2 separate regions of the Homo sapiens genome follow, and region 1 is linked to region 2. Evidence: chromatin loops called from intact Hi-C (ENCODE). Cell type or tissue: CD4-positive, alpha-beta T cell. All regions are shown on one strand. Each heading gives the region's core, and the rest is flanking DNA. Links, peaks and the distances in the headings are about the cores only.

What was found. Hi-C counts contacts between places; a loop is a spot of excess contacts. Peaks named below come from ENCODE experiments on the same cell type or tissue, not always from the same donor. Only the 100,000 strongest peaks of a DNase experiment are listed, where the experiment ranks them.
Region 1: it touches region 2 in a loop (5-fold over the local background); 6 of 110 quality-filtered maps call a loop at or near these places.

What each region holds. Positions count from the first base shown.
Region 1 is chr2:113,296,171-113,299,092 of GRCh38, forward strand. No RefSeq gene overlaps it. Among named protein-coding and RNA genes, the nearest start is that of PAX8, 19 kb to the left of the region's middle. In CD4-positive, alpha-beta T cell, for the core only: no CTCF peak of the experiment used is centred there; a DNase peak (open chromatin) is centred at 1,581.
Region 2 is chr2:113,345,805-113,348,726 of GRCh38, forward strand. The region is part of intron 2 of LINC02966 (long intergenic non-protein coding RNA 2966); the gene reads left to right. Among named protein-coding and RNA genes, the nearest start is that of LINC02966, 22 kb to the left of the region's middle. In CD4-positive, alpha-beta T cell, for the core only: no CTCF peak of the experiment used is centred there; no DNase peak of the experiment used is centred there.

The sequences.
Region 1 (2,922 bases), core at 169-2,668, 50 kb before region 2:
CGTGATCCTGATGCCTGCTCAAATCTGAGGACCACCAATCTTCAGTATTTATTAGTAATTCTATTTTTATTTTATATATTGGAGTCATGAGTTCCGTTGCATTTACCACCTAATATGTTTTAGCCAGCCTTAAAGGTGGCCACTAGAGAATCCCAAAGGCCAAGTATTCCCTGCCTCCCACTATTTAGGCCCTTGTGTATTTCTTTCTCACGTTATCAGAGTTAGTCTATACGACCACTAGAGTACAGCAGATTGATGGTATATCAATCCTGAGGCTAGATTTTGAAAGACAAGTCTTCTGCCCTGCTCTTTCTTGGATCACATGTCCACTGCCATGTCATGAGAACACTCAGGTATCCCCACGGAGAAGCCTATGTGGAGAGAAACTGAAGCTTCCTGCCATCAGCCATTAGGAACCCAAGGCCTCCAGTCAGAAATTAGGCGACATTGTGGATGTGGATCCTCCAGCCTGAGTCAAGATTTCATATGACTGTAGGACTGGTTGACAGCTTGACTATAACCTCATGAAAAACCCTGAGCCAGAATCGCCCAGCTATGCAGCTCTTGGATTGCTGACCCTCAGGAATAGATGTCTGGATAATAAATGTTTGTTGTTCTAAACTTCTAAGTTTGGGGTAATTTGTTACATGGCAGTAGAGAACTAACACTAAACTCTTTTTCTCACATCTGCTCTGATAAATTCCACTCTTGGTCATATACGTGTTCAGACAGGAGACTCCTCAGAGAATATTTTCACAGCTAGAGAAGAAAGTGGAATTTCTTCTTCTTCTTCTTCTTCTTCTTCTTCTTCTTCTTCTTCTTCTTCTTCTTCTTCTTCTTCTTCTTCTTCTTCTTCTTCTTTTTAATGGACTTCATTTGAGCTGTAAATATGCCTCTAGCACTGACACTGAAATTTGGTGACACATCGATTCATTCTTGGCATTTTAAATGTGTCTATGATAAAATCCCCTCAGAGGATCCTTTCAGAACCCAGTTGGGAGATATCAGGGGCACTCCTTTAGGTCCAGTAGATGCTTTATTCTGCTTTGGCTGGACATTCTGGCTGGGACAATGGATCAACCTGAGGGAGAGGTCACATGGCCTTTTCTAGAGATAAGTCAGAAAGAATGGCAGTTGCAGGGGATGGGGAGTAGTAGTTGAGGCTGGTGACACTTCCCTTCCAGTAAAAGAAACAGAGTGAGAGGCTAATTGGGTCTTAGTCTTTGCATTTTGTATATGTATATGTATGTGCATGCATGTGGGTTGTTCTTTCCATTTACCATCTTGGAAGTCTTCAAAGAATTAGTGTCCAGGACCACTGGTCAAACATTATACCTTTTGTTGGTTGCTTTCCCCCTGGTTGGTATTTTCTTTTATGGAAAGGGAGCTACAGAGGAGGGATCACAGAACTGGAGAGAGGGCCAGCAAACATTCTGAGTCTCTGAGGACTAAGGCTAGTCCACGAGAAGCTGGCCTGGGTTTGTGAAGGAGGTCTCAGGTCTCAGCTCTTAAGATTTTCTTCTGGGATTCCAAGACAGTGTCCTCTGCTGCTTCTTTCCGCTGGCTGGACTCTGCCTGTAATTCAGGCAGGAGCCACCAGGTGGAGAAATGTGTAGATGACATCCTGGGGACACACACACACACACACACACACACACAGACACACACACACACACACACAGACACACACACACACAGGTTCATTCATAGCAAACATTGTACATTTATGAAAGTTAGTTACCATTAATTCTCTCCTGGCCTTAGTTGCCTCATCTTTAAAGTGAAAAGGTTAAGGAAAGTGATTTCTAATGTCTGCTCTGAATTTCTAGGATTCTATAGTATTGCAGTTATAACAAGGCTTCTTTTACTTTTTAAAAACGTATTGCAGGTCCTTAAGGTTTTGGGGTCACAGCCATGTTCCCCATTCCTTCCTTTCCCACAGTTTACTTGAGCTCTCTTTGAACATCACCTACCACTCAAAGTCAGTTTCCTCAACTTCTCTGTATTTTAAAAATGTCTCTATATTTTCATTTACTTGTTTTTCTTTTTTTTTCCCCCTTAATTTTGGACACAAACTTTGTGTGCTTTCTTGGATTTCTTCAACTGCCTCTATTTTCTCTCGTTAGGTGCCCAGACAATTCTGAGTTTTCCCTCCTTTTCCAGGCTTGATCACACCATGGGATTTGGTTTTGTGGTGAATGGGGATTGGATGATGCAATCCAGAAGCCCAGGGGGATTTGCTCACTGTTGGGTAAATCTTGACTGGTGGGAAATGGGAGACTGGAGGAAGATGGTCAGATAAATCCTCCTCCTCCTTCCTGTGAATACTTTAAGGTATGATTTCTCCCTGCAAATCCTACAGAGAAGCCCAGCATGTCAAGCAAGCGTGTCTCATGAGTGACCTGCTGTATGTCTGTGATGGTTAATTTTATGTATCAACTTGACTAGACCATGGGGTGCCCAGGTGTCTGGCTAAACATTATTTCTCGGGTGTTTCTGTGGGTGTGTTTCTGGATGAGATATGCATTTGAATCAGCAGACTGAATAAAGTAGATTGCCCTCCCTAATGTAGAAGTTCCAATCAATTGAGGGCCTGAATAGAGCAAAAAGGCAGAGGAAAAGTGAATTTGCCCTCTGTCTAACTGCTTGATCTGGGACATCAGTCTTCTTCCTTTGAACTGGTACTTACAGCATTGGAATTCCCAGTTGTCAGGCCTTTGGACTTGGACTGTAGAACTATATTGCTGGCTTTCCCGGTTCTCCAGCTTGCAGATGGCAGATCTTGGGACTTCTCAGCTCCATAATCACATGAACCAACTTCTTATAATAAATCTGTCTCTCAATGTGTCTCTCTCTGTGCCCCCTCCCCTGTTCTTCTCTCTCTGTCTCTCCATGTATAGATATATAGGTCTATATGTGAGA
Region 2 (2,922 bases), core at 150-2,649:
CGCTGTGAAGTAGAATTCCAATTTAGGTGGTTTGTATGGTTAAATAGTTGTTGCAGTGAGATTTGTTGAATAGTCTGTTCTTTCCTTGTTGAGCTGCACTGTCAGTTGTGTTTATATTAAGTGGTGTTCATATATATGTGGATCTATTTCTGGGTTCTGTGATCCTTTCCACTGGATAATTTCTCTATCTCAGCCCTGCTGACAGAGTAGCATATTCGATGAAACTCTTGAGTCCAAATAGTGGGAGAAGGAGCTCAAAATAATTCCTTTGGTTCACAGAGACTCTTCCTTATAGGGGTGGTTTAATGGTGGTATATAGGGGTAGACTTGAAAAAAAGGATTAAAATCTCAGCTGTGGCACATATATATGTGACTTTTGGCACATTTTTCAATTTTTCTGAGCCTCAGACTCTTCATCTGTTAACTAGGAATAGTAGTTTAAACCCGAGAAGCTGCTTTGAGGATTAGGTTAAATTTTGTATTGTAAAGGACGTGAAAGTGCCTGGCAGTATAATGGGCCTGGGAGGTGGTGTTTTGCAGCTCTCCTAAACTAAGGCTACATGGACATTTTCTAACAGCTTCAGCCCAAAGTGAGTCAGGTCTTGGAATTGCCCTACAAGAAAATGAGACATAAGCCCCCAAATGAATTATTTGTTTCAGATCACCGAACTGTCTTCCCAAACCTCCTGTCTTAGTTCCAAACTCATTTTAGAGGGCATGGGGCTGTGAAGTTTCTCTGCTAAAAATGATTGAGGATAACTGGGAAAAGGAAACTTGCTATGTATTACTGAATTAGGAATAGCAGATGAGGGAAAAACTCATGCAGGGAAAGTCATTGTCAAATGCTTGAACTCTAGGTTCTGAAGTCCAACTTAAAGAAAGGCTCTTTTACTACTTATTGGCAATATAATAATTTAAAAAGCACTTTATAATTCATAAAGTCCTGCTATGTAATTTAGTCCATTTTATTCTTTTTACACCGTGAGATGGTCTGAGATTTGAAGTTGGCTCTGAGAGTCTGAGACATGCTCAAGTTTACAGAGCAAGGAGGTGAGGTTGGCAGGTCTCAGACTTAGGCTGGGCAACTCAAACTCTCTAGTTACACACAAATGGTGACTCTACCTTTATGTACTGAGATAATTTCAAACATATTTTCCACCATTCTCATATGTATTCTTGTAGGTCAGCTCACACTCTTCATAAAACATTAATTATCACTAGCTGGGCCAAGATTTCTAGTAGAACTGGGGTTGGGCATTCTTCCAGGCAACCACCAAACTCAACTCCCAAAAATGCAAGCAGTTTTTAAAGTATTGTTTGTACACAAATGGAAATGCTTTCTAATGCACTTCCCCTCATGTATTTGTTATGGAGTTCCATCTAGGGCCAAGATTGTCCAGCATATATTGGTCTTGAGACAATGGAGAGGCTAGTAGATACCTGTTTACATGCCAGCGTGGCACCAGGAGTTCCAGACCAGGTTTTACCAACCTCAAAAATGTGGCCAGCGTCTTTGGGCACTTGGTCCTACCCTGGCAACACCTTGAGAGCAGCATCCTGGGAGCTAAAGGAGTTTGACAGTTGCCTGAAAGAACTCCAAGTTTCTGGGTTTCCTTGCCTGTTCCAGGCCATCCTTCACACACACACACACACACACACACACACACACACACACACACACACACACACACACACACACACACACACAGTGCTTCCCCTTCACCAGTCTTAGGTACTCAACCCAAGAGCACCGACGACTTCCTTACCATCTCTAAGTTTTGATGCCTTCAGCTTCTTTTTCCAGTATCTCTCATTATTGAATTGAAATGCTTTTTAATTGAAATGTTTCTTCCCACTTCCCTAGCAGATAGAAAATTTCTCTGATGTCACTCAAGGCTCAGACCATGGCCTTCTGCTTCTCTACCTTGTTCCCCACACTCAAGGAGTCATACGTCTCTCCTTATAGATGACCTCTGAATCTCATCACTTAGACCTGATCACTGATGAGAACATCAGACTGTGTCTCCAGGTATCTATGCATATCTCCCTGTGTTCTCTTAAGCTCTCCTCTCCTCATTAACTATGACTCTTCTAATTTTTATTTATCCATCAACATTGCTATGATTTCATTGATGATCAAGACTCATTCTTGACTTCTGTCTTCTCCTTCATTCTCTATGTCTTATTCAGTAACCAAATCAATTTATTATCCCTTTCATAACATTTTTTCCTATCATTATTGCCAGAACCCTAGTTTAGGCCTTCACACCGTGTTTCATTAGCCTCCTAACCTGATTTCTCATGGACAGTTTCAATGCCATGTTGACTCATCATGCCCCTTCTCCACACCAGATTTTACAAAGGCTTCCTTTGCCAACCCTTATGGGAGAGCTTTACAGCCCTTTTAGTAAAAGGACTTGTCTTCAGCCAAACACATTCACTAACATTAAGGTTTCTTAATTTTTGTAGCTACTCTCACCACCATGCTTATACATGTGTGAAATTCTGGGCTCAGCAGTCCCCAGAAACCTTCTCAGATCACCCCCTTCCACCGAGTCCTCTTTCTTTCCTATGGGTCCCTTTGCAGGCACATCAATCTTTGGTAACATCCTGCCCGGCATGACCATCATCCTGATTCATGTACATCTTATACCTTGTACCCTGTGTCTGGCCGCACAAAACTCCTGCTCCTGCTCTGAGTCACCTACTGTTTCTCTGATACACTGTGGCATTCATTAAATTCAGTGGGATTAATGGGTGGAGTATTGTTTCTCAGGACACAGGAGTAGGTTGGGGTTGGCTTCCTTTAAATTAGTGCAGACTTAGGCTATCTTCCTTGATGCTCTTGATGTTGACAGACCAACTCTCTATTTCTCATTGACCCCTTTTCTAAGCAATGTGCTCAATTTTCCCAGCTCTCCT